Linked DNA regions of Homo sapiens: region 2 is linked to region 1. Evidence: chromatin loops called from intact Hi-C (ENCODE). Cell type or tissue: IMR-90. All regions are shown on one strand. Region 1 holds the start of TRL-CAG2-1 (tRNA-Leu (anticodon CAG) 2-1). Region 2 overlaps RSPRY1 (ring finger and SPRY domain containing 1).

The links. A loop is a pair of places that touch in the nucleus more often than their neighbours do. Peaks named below come from ENCODE experiments on the same cell type or tissue, not always from the same donor. Only the 100,000 strongest peaks of a DNase experiment are listed, where the experiment ranks them.
Region 2: it touches region 1 in a loop (8-fold over the local background); 38 of 110 quality-filtered maps call a loop at or near these places.

Annotation. Positions count from the first base shown.
Region 1 is chr16:57,296,261-57,304,260 of GRCh38, forward strand. TRL-CAG2-1 (tRNA-Leu (anticodon CAG) 2-1) reads left to right here and starts at 3,691; the gene lies at 3,691-3,773. It overlaps TRL-CAG2-2 (tRNA-Leu (anticodon CAG) 2-2), which reads right to left and starts at 4,302; the gene lies at 4,220-4,302. RefSeq lists enhancers at 3,415-3,544, 3,955-4,014, 7,898-7,947 and silencers at 3,665-3,874, 4,165-4,334. In IMR-90, CTCF peaks have their summits at 3,415 and 4,483; DNase peaks (open chromatin) are centred at 3,861 and 4,441; H3K4me3 peaks cover 1,446 bases; H3K27ac peaks cover 635 bases; H3K27me3 peaks cover 631 bases.
Region 2 is chr16:57,190,680-57,198,679 of GRCh38, forward strand. The region is part of intron 1 of RSPRY1 (ring finger and SPRY domain containing 1); the gene reads left to right. Among named protein-coding and RNA genes, the nearest start is that of RSPRY1, 8.4 kb to the left of the region's middle. In IMR-90, no CTCF peak of the experiment used is centred here; DNase peaks (open chromatin) are centred at 582, 2,632 and 4,162; H3K4me3 peaks cover 174 bases; H3K27ac peaks cover 1,579 bases.

The sequences.
Region 1 (8,000 bases):
AGTCATTCTCCTGCCTCAGCCTCCCAAGTAGCTGGGATTACAGGCACGCACCACCATGCCTGGCTAATTTTTGTATTTTTAGTAGAGACAGGGTTTCACGATGTTGGCCAGGCTGGTCTCAAACTCCCGACCTCAGGTGATCCACCTGCCTCAGCCTCCCAAAGTGCTGGGATTACAGGTGTGAGCCACCACACCCGGCCCTGTTCAGGGGTTTTGTAGGATGTTCCTCAATTGCGATTTGTCTGATATTATTTTGTCATGATTAGACTTTGAGTAATGTATTTTTGGAAGGAAGACTACAGAGGTAAATTGCCTCTCAAGGATACCTACTATCAATGGAACCTATCAATGTTGATGTTGACCTTGATCACCTAGTAAGATTGTATTTATGTATTTATTTTTTATTTTTTGAGATGAAGTCTCACTCTGTTGCCCAGGCTGGAGTTCAGTGGCACAATCTTTGCTCACTGCAACCTGTGCCTCCTGGGTTCAAGCAATTCTTCTGCCTCAGCCTCCCGAGTAGCTGGGATTACAGGCACGTGCCACCATGCCTGGCTAATTTTTGTATTTTTAGTCGAGATGGGGTTTCACCATGTTAGCCAGACTGGTCTCGAACTCCTGACCTCAAGTGATCCACCTGCCTCAGCCTCCCAAAGTGCTGGGATTACAGTTGTGAGCCACCGCGCCCGGCCCATTTCTGGTTTCTACTTAGCTTTTTTCACTTAACTCTTTGTCTTGAGATTTTTCCGTGGTATGAACCCTTTTATTTTTTTATTTTTTATTTTTGTAAAGTAGGTTTGTGTTATTTATTTCTTTCATCACACAGTAAATATGGACCAAGCCCTATTATGTGCCAGGCCCTAGCCCCAGGGGTCCGGCTAATCACCAAGCCACAGATGGGGGGTGTTAGGGAGAGCCATTAAAAAAAGGATTACCCAGATAATGTGTTCATTACAGATGTGCTTGGATGGAGATCCAGGGAGCTGGGAGAGTCTGTGCCAGACAACTCGATTTGTAGGGGTGAGCAGGGAAGGCTTCCCGGTGGTGGAAAGATCTGGAGTGTGAGGGTGGCCTTCTTGGTGTTGAACAGAGAGACAAGGCCCTGGCCAGAGCTGCCTCCAGAGAAGCAGAGAGGGGCACAGGTGGGAGAAGTTCTGATCCCTCACTTCCTGGGGTCCCTGAGATCCAGCAACCTGCCTGCCCACCCTTCCCTCTGTCTCATGAGCCAACAAATCTCCCTTTTTTGCCAAAACGAGGGCAAGCTGAGTTTCTGTCTTTTACACCCAAAGAAACCGATGAATGGCGTTACAGTCCCCCAGCGTTTTTGGCACCAGGGACTGGGACTGGTTCTGTGGAAGACTATTTTTCCAGAGGAGGTAGGGGTGGGTTAGGAGGGTGGTTTTGGGATGATTCAAGCACATTATGTTCATAGTGCACTTTATTTCTATTATTATAACATTGTAATAGATAATGACATAATTATACAACTCACCATAATGTAGAATCAGTGGGATCCCTGAGTTTGTTTTCCTGCAACTGGACGGTCCTATCTGGAGGTGATGGGAGATCATCAGGCATTAGATTCTCATAAAGAGTGTGCAGCCTAATCCCTTGCACGCACAGTTCACAATAGGGTTCACGCTGCTATGAGGATCTAATGCTGCCCCTGATCTGACAGGAGGCGGAGCTCAGGCGATAATGCAAGCGATGGGGAGTGGCTGTAGATACAGATGCAGCTTCCTTAGCTTGTGTGTGGCTCACCTCCTGCTATGCCGCCGGTTCCTCACACGTCACAGACCGCTATAGGGGTTAGGGACCCCTGCCCCAACTCCTCCCTTCCTTCCTGTATGGCTGAGAGAGGTGAAGTGATCTACCCAAGGTCACACGGCAGGAATTCAAACGCAGTACTTCTCAACCTGTTCAAGGTTTAGCAGGGGCCTCCGGGATCCACCAGCCACGTTTGTGATGAGGGGGGAGGTGAACTCAGAGCAGTTTTGGGGAGACTGAACAGCGAAGTGGTGGGGAAAGTTGGTTTCAGACCAAAGATATTATAGAAAATTACCCCTGGATGGAATCTTCCAAATCAAATTGTGCTTTAGGGCACTGGTAGAATAATGAGTCTCCTCATCATATCCTAATCTCTGGAACCTGTGGCTCTGTTACTTTAAATGGTTAAAAGAGAGTTTGCAGCTGTGGTTAAATTAAGGCTTTGGGCCGGGCGCATTGGCTCACACCTGTAATCCCAGCACTTTGGGAGGCGGGTGGATCACTTGAGGTCATGAGTTCAAGACCAGTCTGGTCAACATGGCGAAACCCCGTCTCTACTAAAAATACAAAAATTAGCCAGGCATGGTGGTGTGTGCCTGTAGTCCCAGCTACTCAGGAGGCTGAGGATGAGGCAGGAGAATTGCTTGAACCCAGGATTCGGAGGTTGCAGTGAGCCGAGTTCGTGCCACTGCACTCCAGCCTGGGCAACAGAGTGAGACTACTTCTCAAAATAATAACAATAATAATAATAATGGATTTGGAGATGGGGTGATGACCCTGGGTTATCAGACAGGCCCAGTGTAATCACAAGGGTTGTTATAAAGAGGTTAGGCAGGAGGGTCAGAGTCAGAGAAGGTGATGTGAAGACAGAGCAAAGTTTGGAGTGGTGTGGACTGAGGAGCCAAAGAATGTGGGTGGTCTCCAGCAGCTGGAAGAGGAAAGGCAATGGATTCTCCCTTCTGGCCTCCAGACGGAATGTAACCCTGTGACCCATTTTAGACTTATGACCTCCAGAACTGTAAGATAAATAAATGGGATGGTTTTAAGCCACCAAATTTGTAGTTATGTGTTACAGCAGCAATAGAAACTCTTGAATCTCCTTGGCAGCATTTCCACCAAGTGACCATCGATCCTCGTCTTGAATGCCTCCAGCGACAGGGATATCACTACCAATACAGTCACCCTGTTTCCTTTCCAGCAAACTCTTTCTTCTCCCAAACCCATCCTCTGTAACTATTCACCCACTGCACCCCCACCTCGGGCCCCAGTTCTTGGAGCAAAAAGGACAGGCAGACACAATCCCAACCCCTTGTATATCAGGCTTTTGTAGACAGATAATAATTCTCTTCCCCAAGCTTAACAATCTCCAACTTTTTCCCTTGATCAGCTTATTAGAAAGGTCTAAAAGCCAACTCTTTCTGAATGAGGCCCTAGGTAATCATTTGCAGAGTGGGATCTCCCAACCCAAGGCCTCCCGTCCTGAGGAGCGGATGACAAAAACCTTATAGAGCGTCCTCCTTCCAACAATAATTCTCCAAACCCCGCCCCCTACTCCGCCAGTGCCCCATTCACAGCCCGAAACATCCGACCGGTATTAGTAATAGTTCATAATACCACCACTTGAGGCTCAGAGCCTGGGCAGGCAGCTAGAATTTAGCAACGTTATTTCGTTTTCATTGTGTTTATTTCTGTTGATGGTAAGGGAAACTGATTTTCCATTTAAATTATCTGTGTATTCAGTTGAAAGCGCCAGTTTGACCACAGCAGTGAGTCTCGCTGCACCGGATGGGTTTGGTTGTGGATAACCTAAGCTGCAGGCCGGACTCGGAACTGCCCGGGACACCGCCTCTGGGTTCTGAGTCCCGAGCGTCGTTGAAGCATGAGAGGAACTACATCAGACCCCAAAATAGTCTCTCCTAGGAAGTCAGGATGGCCGAGCGGTCTAAGGCGCTGCGTTCAGGTCGCAGTCTCCCCTGGAGGCGTGGGTTCGAATCCCACTTCTGACAAGCGCTCTTTTCCGGTATTTCAGAAGAGAAATCTTCGACGACCGCACACCAAGAGAGGCCCTCAAACACAGAGGACCGTACGTTTTACACACAATCCAAAGTCTAAATGAATGTCTGTGGGGAAGAAAAAGTCTGACAGGACGTGGTCGTGTGATTCTGAACTCCCAACTTCGGAGGAGGTTGAGGCGGGAGGATGTCGCCACCACACTCCAGCTTAGGCGACAGAGCGAGATTCTTTTTTAAAAAAGAAAATGCTCGTTAATAAGAAAATACTCGTTTTGTAAAACAATTAAGATTATGCGAACATATACGCACAAGACATCATAACCTCATTGATCTGTAAAAGAATAAAAAAAGATTATAAGAACATATACACAGAACACATACACACAAGACATCATAACCTCACTGATCTGCGGTGTTGATGAGGAAAAGTAATTGAGCTCTGTCAGAAGTGGGATTCGAACCCACGCCTCCAGGGGAGACTGCGACCTGAACGCAGCGCCTTAGACCGCTCGGCCATCCTGACTGCTTGCAGTGTGTGGCGCATAAAGCCTCTTCACAAGTTCTGCAATATGCGCATGCGTAGTGGGCAGCGAAGACCCACTCCTAGTTGTCCGCCCGGCGTTGGGTGGAGCGAGATACACTCACTTGCTCCAATGGGCGTGGAGAGATGGGACAAGGAAGGTCAGCGCGATGCACCTAGGCGACGCCAGAGGGTGCGCAAGGCCTACTAGAGAAGGCCGAGACCGAAGACTGTTACTTCAATACACATGCATTCGTGCCTCCAGCCTGTATTCATTCTGCATTCATACATGTACTATCATGTCAGCTTTGATTCCTGAAATCTGCAAGCAACCTTGCATTTCCCTTGTGCACAATGCAATCAAGTCCGTATACCTGCACTGATTCGCAGACATTTCCGTGGGCTGGCGCCCAATCTAGGTAAAGCCCAGGTATTGCAAGGCCGCCTGGCACTCTTACCGCGCTCTCCTTCCGAATACTCGCCCCAGCTGCAGCTTCACATTTGTATATGTGTTATAATTCATTTACTCAGGCTCCGGGATAGAACGAGGCCTGCAGCTGCACAGCCAGACCCGCCCTATTCCTATGTCCCCAGTGCCCAAACCGTACCCGGCACACAGTAGGTACGCAGGGAAGATCCCATGGATTCATTCTTCCCTCGCTTCCTCCTTCCTGCATCCCCTCATTTCGTGACTCATCTCTCTTTTCCTGGCCCCCGCGGCATCTTCCTCTCTTCCCTTCCACCCCCTCTAGGCTTACGCACGCCGCGCACAGGCTGTTTCCAGGGACCAGAAGACCTCGGTACCGAGAGGGTGCCCTTCTCCAGAAGGATTTCTAGGATCTCAGGGGGCTGGGCCGCTGACCTGGTGTGTAACAATTACACATTAATTAATGAATTCCCTCATTAATGACTCATATTCCTACAATGGCAGCTGCTGCCCCTCTCTGTACACAGGCACTAGAAGAGAGGGTCCAAGACCCTCGAACATCTCTGAGCCAACTTTGGAGTCCAGGGGTCAGGCCTAGAAGGTGTGAGCAGTGGGGTCACATTAACCTCTTAGTGCCCTCGGACTTGTCTGAGATGGTATCACAGAGCGGCCTCGGCCAGAGAACAGCAGCACTTACCACCCTTGGATTAGATTCCCTTGAGATGCTTGGAGCTTGGGATGCAGCCCCATGGGGGTGGGCAGAGGTCCTGGTTATCTGAAAGACAATGAAATCCTCCTCTTTCCCTGTCCCAAATGTCCTCTCCTCATTGACTGCCAGAATTCTTTCCTTTAGGTTTAGCACTAAACTCTTTTGTGTCCTCTTCTAAAATACAAATTGCCCTGGAAGCTGGAAAGAAAGTCAACAAACATTTATTAAGCACTTGCTATGTGCCACTCTTCTAGATGCTGTGAACAAAACAGAATTTCCACTCTCAAGATACATTCAGGCATGGAGCGAAGGGAGAAGGATAAGAAACAGGTGGACAAATACATCCAGGTGTTGTTAAATGCTGGGTAGAGGATGCATCAAGAAACTCATGAAAGACTTTAAAACAGGCAAAAAAGATAGCTGGATCTGATTCTATAAGGGCTTGCACCTTTCATTACTTTTATGTCCAAATAATTCTTGTCCACAGAAATACAGGTGAATTTTGTTAGGGTAGAATGCAATTGATCATTGCCCTGTGGATATTGACCAATTTTGCAATCTGCTTATAAATTCATTTCAGCATTCCTGATTGCCAATATATGTGTGTCTTTGAATTCTCTTTTGAATTGGCTATAACATTGAACAGGTCCTCCCATTAATTAATGACTAAAATAAAATCTTTGACGTGTTCATTTTATATTTATATGAGAATTATGATTTTATCTTAAAAATTATCCTTTTGGCCAGGCGAGGTGACTCATGCCTGTAATCCCAGCACTTTGGGAGGCTGAGGTGGGCAGATCACAAGGTCAGAAGTTCAAGACCAGCCTCGACAACATGGTGAAACCCCGTCTCTACTAAAAATACAAAAATTAGCCAGGCGTCATGGCACTTGCCTGTAATCCCAGCTACTAAGGAGGCTGAGGAAGGAGAATTGCTTGAACCCGAGAGGCAGAGGTTGCAGTGAGCTGAGATCACACCATTGCACTCCAGCCTGGGTAACAGAGTGAGACTCCATCTCAAAAAAAAAAAAATACCCTTTTAACAGTGATCAAGAGTGATTGGGGCTCTCCTAGGCAGGGTGGTTAGGGAGGGCCTCTGTGAGGAGCTGACACTGAGTTCAAAAGGAGAAACACAAGCAAGATCAAAGCTGCAGGTGGCAGCATTTCAGATAAAAGACATAGCCAGTGCAAAGGCTCTGAGGCAGAGAGAAATATAGTCTGTTGGAGGGACAGCAAGGCCAGTGTGGCAGGGGTAAGGTGATGGGAAGGTTCAGGCCATATCACACAGGGCTGGAGTGCCAGGGAAAGGAGTTTGGATTTTCTTCTGTGATGGAGTAACTGCTGTGTTTTTGTTTGTTGTTGTTGTTGTTTTGACACAGGGTCCAGCCCTGTGGCCCAGGTTGGAGTCCAGTGGCACAATCTTGGCTTACTGCAGACAATCTCCTGGTCTCAAGCAATCCCTGCCTCAGCCTCCCAAGTATTTGGGACTACAGGTGTGCACCACCACACTTGGCTAATTTTTATACTTTTTGTAGAGACAGGATCTTGACACTTTGCCCAGGCTGTTCTCGAACTCCTGAGCTCAAGAGATCCTCCGGCCTTGGTCTCCCAAAATGCTGAGATGATAGGTGTGAGCCACTGTGCCCAGCCTGGAGTGTTTTAAGCAGGGGAGTGGCATGGTCCTGAGGGCCCTTCAAAAACTATCCCTTTGGCTGCTGTGTGGAGGATGGACGGCAGGCCAAGGGAAGAATTGGAAGTCCAGGGGGAAGGCCAGGGCAGGGAGGGTAAGAGATGATGATGGCTGGACCAGGGAAGTGGAGATTGCAAAAGGTGGTAGAATTCAAGATTCAGGATGTGTTTTGGGGTAAAACACACAAGCCCTGCTGGCTGGCTGGTGTGTGTGTGGGGTGTCAGGGTGGAGAGAGAGGATGTAGGGATGCAATAGGAGGTCACGAAGGCCATAGGGGAGCCAGGTTACTAGATGCTTGGTTTCCCTTGAAGGCAAGGGCTTTGAAGCAGGGGCTGCTAGCTTCCCACTTTCACCCCATTTTGCAGACCAGGGAGGTAAGGCTCAGGTGGGCTGAGTGACTTGCCCAAGGTCCTCTTTGGGGCAGAAGCCCTGCACTCTCCACCTCTGGGACCCTCCCTTCATTTCTTGCATCACCAACCTTTCTGAGTGCACATCATTTTAGAGAGAAGGGAACAGAGGTAGCGCCAGAGCTGGAGCCCACACCAGCCCCGCCCTGCCTGCTGCCCTCCTGGCCGGCCTGGGAGAAAGTGCTCCCTTGATGGGGCTCAGCACCAGGTTCCCACACAGCTCTGTCTCTTGGGTTTGGGTGGATGATCAGGTGTCCCCCCTCGACACCTTTCATGTGACACCCTCCTGGCCTGGAGGAAGCCTTGTACCCCTAGGTCCCTGAGACCAAAATTGGGAAGGGAGAAGGCCACCATTTCTGTTTATGTCCTGTTTCCACCTTATCAGCAGCCTAGACGCCAACAATGAGCCCTGTGGGACAGGCCTCACCCATTCCCTGCTCCGGACATTTGTCCAGCTTGGGGAAAA
Region 2 (8,000 bases), 110 kb before region 1:
ACTTTTACAACTTTTAGAAGTGCAAAGGAGTGAATATTTCCCTTTGGTTTATCATTCAGTAAGTCAGCTTTTGAAATCCTTTTCTTGCCAACCTTTGTGAGTAGAGAAAACATACAAATGTGTCCATTCCAAAAGGGAGTGGTTGCTGGTTAAATATGTAAAAGTAGTAACTTTAGATAAATGTGTGGTATATACAAGGTTAAATCAGGAAAAGTTATCTTATAAATAGTGGTGGCCTCTTAGAGAACATTCCGCTTTGTTTCTGAGCTTTTGAAAACTGAGAATACATTTGAAATAGTAAGGAATTTATGTACTCCTTAAATTTGTTAAGGAATGAACTCTGCACATAGCTTTCTTGTTGCTTGAAATTATAGTTTCCAGGCGTAATTTCATAGGTCCTATGTACCTCAAATAGAAGGTTTGAAATACCTTACTCAGCAAGTATATTACCTCATAGTTTAATGTTCAGTGTTAGTTTTTTCTTACCCCTCTACCTCCTGAAGAATTGTTTTCGCTCTTGTGTTCCCTTAATGCAGTGATTCTCAAGATGTGGTTTCTGCCCAGTCCCTCCACATGGGAAATATAGCACTGTTTGTTTGTTTTTTTAAGTTTTTATTGCTTCATAGTTGTTCATACTTAGGTATGCCTAAGGGCTACTTATTAATAACCTACCAAGTGAATTACTAAGGATTACTAAAACATGGTATTCATAACCTAAAACTAGAACAATATTGGAGTTTACTGTGGTCTCTTAATACTTTTTTCGCCCAGGAAGTCTGTCCTGGGAAACCTGGCACCAATACAAGCTTCTCACATGTCATATGCAGAATGGGGATTCCTGCAGTATTCAGGAAGTATGCTTAGTTTGGGGTGCATCATCTGAATTGTCTCAAAATAATGTCAGTTTTCATCATGATTCCTCTTTTTTTATTAGAATTTTTATTTAACTTCATCTTTATCAATTTAATTTATAGGTTTTTTTGTTTACTTTTCATTGTGTGGGCAGGAATATTTATACCAACAATATTTTGGCTTATAATGTAAGACATAAATGTGTTACAATGCAAAGATAGATTCTCTAGTCCCCTTTTGCTATTGCTGATTTGTATAGTCACCTAAAAACTTGCTCACACAGAGGTACTTCAGTGTTACCAAAGTTCCTTTTACACTGGAAAACTGATGGAACAAGAGGCCTCCTTCTAGTAGATGCTTTATCTGTAGTCTTTGGGTAGGGAGCTAAGTTTGTCCCTAACCCCAGCTCCCTTTGTCAGGAGCATGAGGGACCTTTTTCCGTCTTTCCTCACTGCCTGCCATATAAGCATTGGATATATAGTTATTGAATGGTGTTGTCTCAGTTTTTCAAAATGGTAAATATTTTGGAGAGACTTTATGTTACAGATTTTAGAATAAATTCACCTAAGATATTTATTGAATACATATTAGGGTCTAATAAGTATCCAAATGAGTATGCAGTATGAGTGTTTTAGACATCATTTAAAGTAGACATCATTAAGGAAAATGTTGATATTCATGCTGCTTATATATTTTATTTGCTTTTCTTAAGAGCAGAGAGTTTTCTGTAATAGAAAAATCCTTTTCCTTCAGATTTGTGTATATTTGAATAACACATGATCTCCTATTATTTGGCCTCCTGGGGGGAAAACCACAAGTACTACGGAATATTACATTTGTTTTTCTTCCCTGTACTGCAACCGTCATAAGCATTTACCTCAATTCTTCCTTAGTATTTTTTGGGAGTCCAAGGCAAATTTTTCAATCCTTAAGATTTCAGGCAGGGATTATTTACTTCCCCTTTTTTACTATTATTTGCTTCCGGAAATTCCTTACTCTATCCTAGGCCTAAATTTTATTTTTTAGTAAATTATTTGAATGCTGAAAGGATTTGTCTTTTCTCCTTTGTACCATTTTAGGTCAGGACTATATTCTGTAATTCTTTCTGACCACAGATGCACTGCTACTAGGTTAAAAAAGCTCTCAACTTTTTAGAGGAAGGTTTTTCCAGAGACTCTTTTTTTTTTTTTTTTTTTTAAGGTCTCACTCTGTCTCCTAGGCTGAAGTGCAGTGGTGCGATCATGGTTTACTGCAGCCTCGACCTCCCCAGCTCAGGCGATCCTCCCACCCCTCACTCCCACTGCCCTTCCCAGTAGCTGGACTATAGGGTCCAAGCCGCCACTCTGGCTAATTTGTGTATTTTTTGTAGAAACAGGGTTTCGCCATGTTGCCCAGGCTGGTCTCAAATTCTTGGGCTCAAGCTGTCTGCCTGCCTTGGCCTCCCAGAGTGTTGGGATTACAGGTGTGAGCCACCATGCCCTGCTCAGATAGTCTTTCAACCAGAAAAAAATACCTACTTTCAAAGGTGTGCTTTCTTAAAGATCCTCAGTGCATAAGGGAAATGTCAGAATCATCCAGTGCTTTTCCCAGACTTCTTGACAGTTACAGTTCAGGAGTTAATGGTACTCTGTGTGACCTAAACCTACGGTTAGATAGCTTTGGACATCTGGGAGGCAAGTAAAAACGCCTCATCAAGACAACCTTTCTTTTTGTGGGAAAAGTAAAATTCCAACCAAATATTTCACAATCTACCCCCTTCTTACCTTCCCCAATGAAATACCAGAGGCTTTAGAGTCTAAAGACAGAAACACTCTTGTTGAAACATCTTTAGGTAGTTTCTGTTTCAGCTGGCAAGTGTAATCTTCATGCATTACCAAATCAGTATTGTTGACTTGAGATTTTCCCTATTTAAACACAATCTTCAGTAAGAAGATTGTGGTCTTTGGGGTGTTCTGCAGGCTTTTTTTTTTTTTTCTTTGGAGACAGAGTCTTGCTCTGTCACCCAGGCTTGAGGGTAGTGGGATGATCTCGGCTCACTGCAACCTCCACCTTCTGGATTCAAGTGATCTTCCCACCTCAGCCTCCCAAGTAGCTGGAATTACAGGCACACGCCACTGTGCCTGGCTAATTTTTGTATTTTTTTAAGCAAATATGTTTCTAGATAATGTTCTCTATCTTGATAGGGTTTGAGTCACAGGTATATGCATTTGATAAAACTCAGCACGTTACTGTGCTTAAGATTTGCACATTTCAGCCGGGTGCGGTGGCTCACGCCTGTAATCCCAGCACTTTGGGAGGCCGAGGTGGACAGATCATTTGAGGTCAGGAGTTTGAGACCAGCCTAGCCCACATGGTGAAACCCCATCTCTACTGAAAACACAAACATTAGCTGGGTGTGGTGGCATGTGCCAATAATCCCAGCTACTCAGGAGGCTGAGGCAGGAGAATTACTTGAACCCGGGAGACAGAGTTTGTGGTAAACTGGGATCACACCAGTGCACTCCATCCTGGGCAACAGAATGAGATTCCGTTTAAAAAAAAAAAAGATTTGCACATTTCAGTGTATGTAAATTCGACTCCTAAAAACTTGAAGTTTATTGAAGTCTAATTAGTGATATGCATGCTGAATTATTTAAGAGAAAGTATACTGATGCCTATAGTTTACTTTGAAATATGTAAAAAAAACTGAATGGATTAATGATGGATAAGAGATGGATAGCGATAAAGCAAGTTTAGTAAAATGTTAGTAGTAGAGTCTAGGTGGTGGGGATAAAGCAAGTTTAGTAAAATGTTAGTAGTAGAATCTAGGTGGTGGGTATATAGTTCACAGTTTACAGTGAACTCTAATTCAATTTTCTGTATGTTTGGAAAATTTCATAATAAAATATTGGGAGTGGGGAGTAAATGTGATGATAGAAGCTATCTCTTTAACACACTTAGGGAAAAATCCGAAAACATTTTCTAATGAGAGAACATCATTAAAATTTTCAGGATGTTACACATTTTGCTATTCATGCTATTTGACTTAGCCTTTGTGGGGGAGGGTTGGAAAAAAAGTCACATCCTCTAACACTATTTTGGAATGATAAGGTGAAGATTATAACAATAGTAATTTAGTGCCCAAAGTCTGGTTTTTCTTCTTTATGGTCACTCTTGTAATCAGCTTTTCCTTCCTAGGCAGTGTAATTCTGCAGTCCTATTTTCAAAGAAAAGAAAGTGTTCTTTCTCACTGATCTGTACTATGGCTGAATGCAAGCAAATATTTGAAGAGATGAATCATTGATTCCTGGACCATTTGTCAGAGAGGGTTAGACTAGTTGGCCAGATGTCTCCATGGTGAGCTGTTTATGATGGTAGAGGTCTGTGTTTTATAAAGACAGTGAGTACCAGAACCTTACTGCTTTAACACCAAGCTTACCAAGACCCTAAGTTTGATTATTTTTTTTTGTCTCAGAGCAGCTTTAAAAAAATATAAAGCGTTAGGTGCTTCATTTACCCCCAAGAAAAATGAAAAAACATGTAAAATGTAAAAATCTAATAAATAATATAGAAATGGAGAGAATAGTCTTTAGTTTCTTTTTTAAAAAGGCAAGAATCAAAATTAATAATACCACACTTCAGAGAAATAGATTTGCAAAGGAAATATTCGATCATAATTATGCTCTTGCAGCAAAATTGTTATCGAGAGTATAATATTAGGCTGGGCATGGTGGCTCACACCTGTAATCCCAGCACTTTGGGAGGCCGAGGTGGGCAGATCACCTGAGATCAGGAGTTCAAGACCAGCCTGGTGAACATGGTGAAACCCCATCTCTACTAAATGTACAAAAATGAGCCAGGCGTGGTGGCAGGCACCTGTAATCCCAGCTATTCGGGTGGCCGAGGCAGGAGAATCGCCTGAACCGGGGAGATGGAGGTTGCAGTGAGCCAAGATCACACCATTACACTCCAGTCTGGGCAATGAGAGTGGAACTCCGTCTGAAAAAATAAAAATAAAAAAGTATAATCATATTAAAAGTATTGCCACTTAGGTGGTAAGAAGAGTCCTTCTACTAAGCACTGGCATCCAGTGATAAAAATTATTAAATCAGTTGATGTTTGTCACAGATGTGTATTTAAATTGTGTGACTAGCTTTTTTTTTTTTTGTCTCAAAGTTGACTTCACCAGCTAATGTTGTCTTTGAAGTTAAGGTAAAGAATATAGGTATTGGCCAGGCACGGTGGCTCACACCTGTAATCCCAGCACTTTGGGAGGCTGAAGTGGGTGGATCATGAGGTCAGGAGTTCAAGACCAGCCTGGCCAACATATTGAAACCCCGTCTTTACTAAAAATACAAAAAATTAGCTGAGCGTGGTGGCACGCACCTGTAGTCCTGGCTACTCGGGAGGCTGAGGTAGGCGAATCACTTGAACCCAGGAGATAGAGGTTGCAGTGAGCCGAGATCTCACCACTGGACTCCAGCCTGGCGACAGAGTGAGACTTCATCTCAAAAAAAAAAAAAAATATATATATATATATATAGGTATTACAGATGTGTTGCCTTTATATAATCTCATCTTACTCATTTTCTATTCCGTTCAGTCTCTTAACCCTTGATGATATCCTTAAGCAGCGTATCATTTAGGTTCATTTTGATGCTTCGTAAGATGGACCTCATGGGAAATATATGGAGCCATTTTTTCCTTTGTGTTGATATGTACTGTACATGTCACTTATGGATATAACCATTCTAATGGCTTTTTAGGCTGACCTCTCCAAAAGACTGCATTCAAAGATAGTCTCAGTTCATTTTACTGGACAAGGAAATTAACATTTTTGACCCAAGAAGAAATGCCCTTTAGTATTTCAGTTTGCCCCCTAGTTCAGTCGGTGTGTCCTTCCTGCTGTGCCAGGTTCTGTGGTAGGTTCTATACACAGTGATTTCCAAATGTGGCTGCCATCAGAGTCACTTGGGGAGCTTTTAAGAAAACACAAGCTTGGGCCGGCATCCCAGAAATTCTGATTCTGGCTATTCGTAGTGGGACCAGGGATTTGCATTTTAATAAGTACTCTAAGTGATTCTAATGCCGTCTATGGGATGATCAAGCTACAATCCCTCCCAAGATTCTCTGTCTGAAAATATAGGTAAGTATAGGTTATAGAAAAGTAAAAATTACTTCAGTACGGGGTAGTTCTGTAAAAGATAAATTCTTTACTTTTCTTAGTGCTTTTAACTCAAGTTTTACTCCAGAATCCCTCTCCCCCAGGTAATTTAGTTATTTCTGATTAGATATGTGCTCATTTTGTAACATCTTGCATTTTTTTGATCCAGTTTAAATGTTAGGCACTGTGCCATGCGTATTACATGCATTATTTCATTTAATCCCCACAGTGGTACTGTGAGATAAGAACTGTTACTATGTCTGTTTTTTAACATGTGTCAAGAGTCAGGTTAATTAGGACGTGTATCAGTAAATATTGCAGGGCTGGGACTTTCACCTAGTCTGACAACAGAGTGTGTACTGTGCTATGGTGGCTTCTGGTATTGTGTGTAAAATCTGTAAGCTCAGTTTTATTGTCTTAAAGCAGTGGTCCTTGGAAAGTGGGCCACGTAAAGCTTTTTTTGAATGGATGAAACAAAAAATTGTCTAAAGTGTAATTGATTAGCTTTCACCCAGTCTTTTGCCTGCAGTCCATCACTTCTCTGTAAAAAAAAAATACCATGAATGACAGCCATTTCCAGTTTAAAACCTATAGGTTTTCAGTGCCAGATAAATCTGAAAGATCATCTACTTTGTTCATTTATGTGCCCTGTCTGTGGCTGTAGCCCTCAAGAGTACTCTGTGTAGTCATCTCAGAAAGTATTTAGAGGTAACAGCTCTTGATTTTTCCTTGTACGTTTCATAGGCTTGCCTTTATAAAATGCCTTCCAGCTTCTTCCACCTGATTAACCTCTTCTTTACACTTGGTTTTCACAGATGGTCCTTTTTATTTAAAAAAAAAAAGTCTGGCTTTAAAGTATTTACAGTTTTTTTAAAAGCCTCATTTTCTTCTCTGACAAATTTTATAGTTGACATTTTCTGGGTCATTTAAGGAAAATTGCTCTTTTGGAAGAAACTGACTCAAAACACACTTTAGTTCAATTTGGAAAAAAACTTAATTTTTGTCTTCTTACCTTCGTATTTAGTCAGTTTTTGTTTTTTGTTTTTGTTTTTGTTTTTGTTTTCCCAAAGACAGGGTCTAGCTCTGTCACATAGGCTGGAATGCAATGACACCATTAGGGCTCACTGCAGCCTCGACCTCCCAGGCTCAAGTGATCTTCCCACCTCAACCTCCTGAGTATCTGGGACCACAGGTGTGCACTACCATGCCCAGCTAATTTCTTAATTTTTTCTGTAGAAATGGGGTCTTGCTACATTACCCAAGCTGGTCTCAGCCTCCTGGGCTCAAGCAATCCTCCCAACTCAGCCTCCCAAAGTGCTGGGATTACAGGCATGAGCCACCATGCCCATCCTATCAGATTTAGTCAGATTTTAAAAAAAAATCTGCGTGTATTGGATATCATCCAATCACCTTAAAATTGTACTAAATGGGCCGGGCACGGTGGCTCACACCTGTAATCCCAGCATTTTGGGAGGCCGAGGCAGGCGGATCACGAGGTCAGGAGATCGAGACTATCCTGACTAACACAGTGAAACTCTGTCTCTACTAAAAATACAAAAATTAGCTGGGCGTGGTGGTGGGTGCCTGTAGTCCCAGCTACTCGGGAGGCTGAGGCAGGAGAATGGCATGAACCTGGGAGGCGGAGCTTGCAGTGAGCTGAGATCACGCCACTGCACTCCAGCCTGGGCGACAGAGCAAGACTCCGTCTCAAAAAAAAAAAATTGTACTAAATGGAAATCTGCATAGATTATTCTGTATTCAGTGTATAAAAACCTTAGGAAAAAATGATAAAGTTTAAGAATTTAAGATCCAACAAACCTCTTTTTAACTTCTTTCCTCACAGGCACCCCCAAGATGTTTTCTTCTTAATTATTCCTAAATACTTTTATGTGTTGGCATTAAATTGTAACTTTATAGGCTCCCCTATTCTTTTTGCTTTTTTTTCCCCCTGAAATTACTGAGCAACAAGATTCCTGTTCTCTCCCCTTCAAGGCTTTGTTTTCTG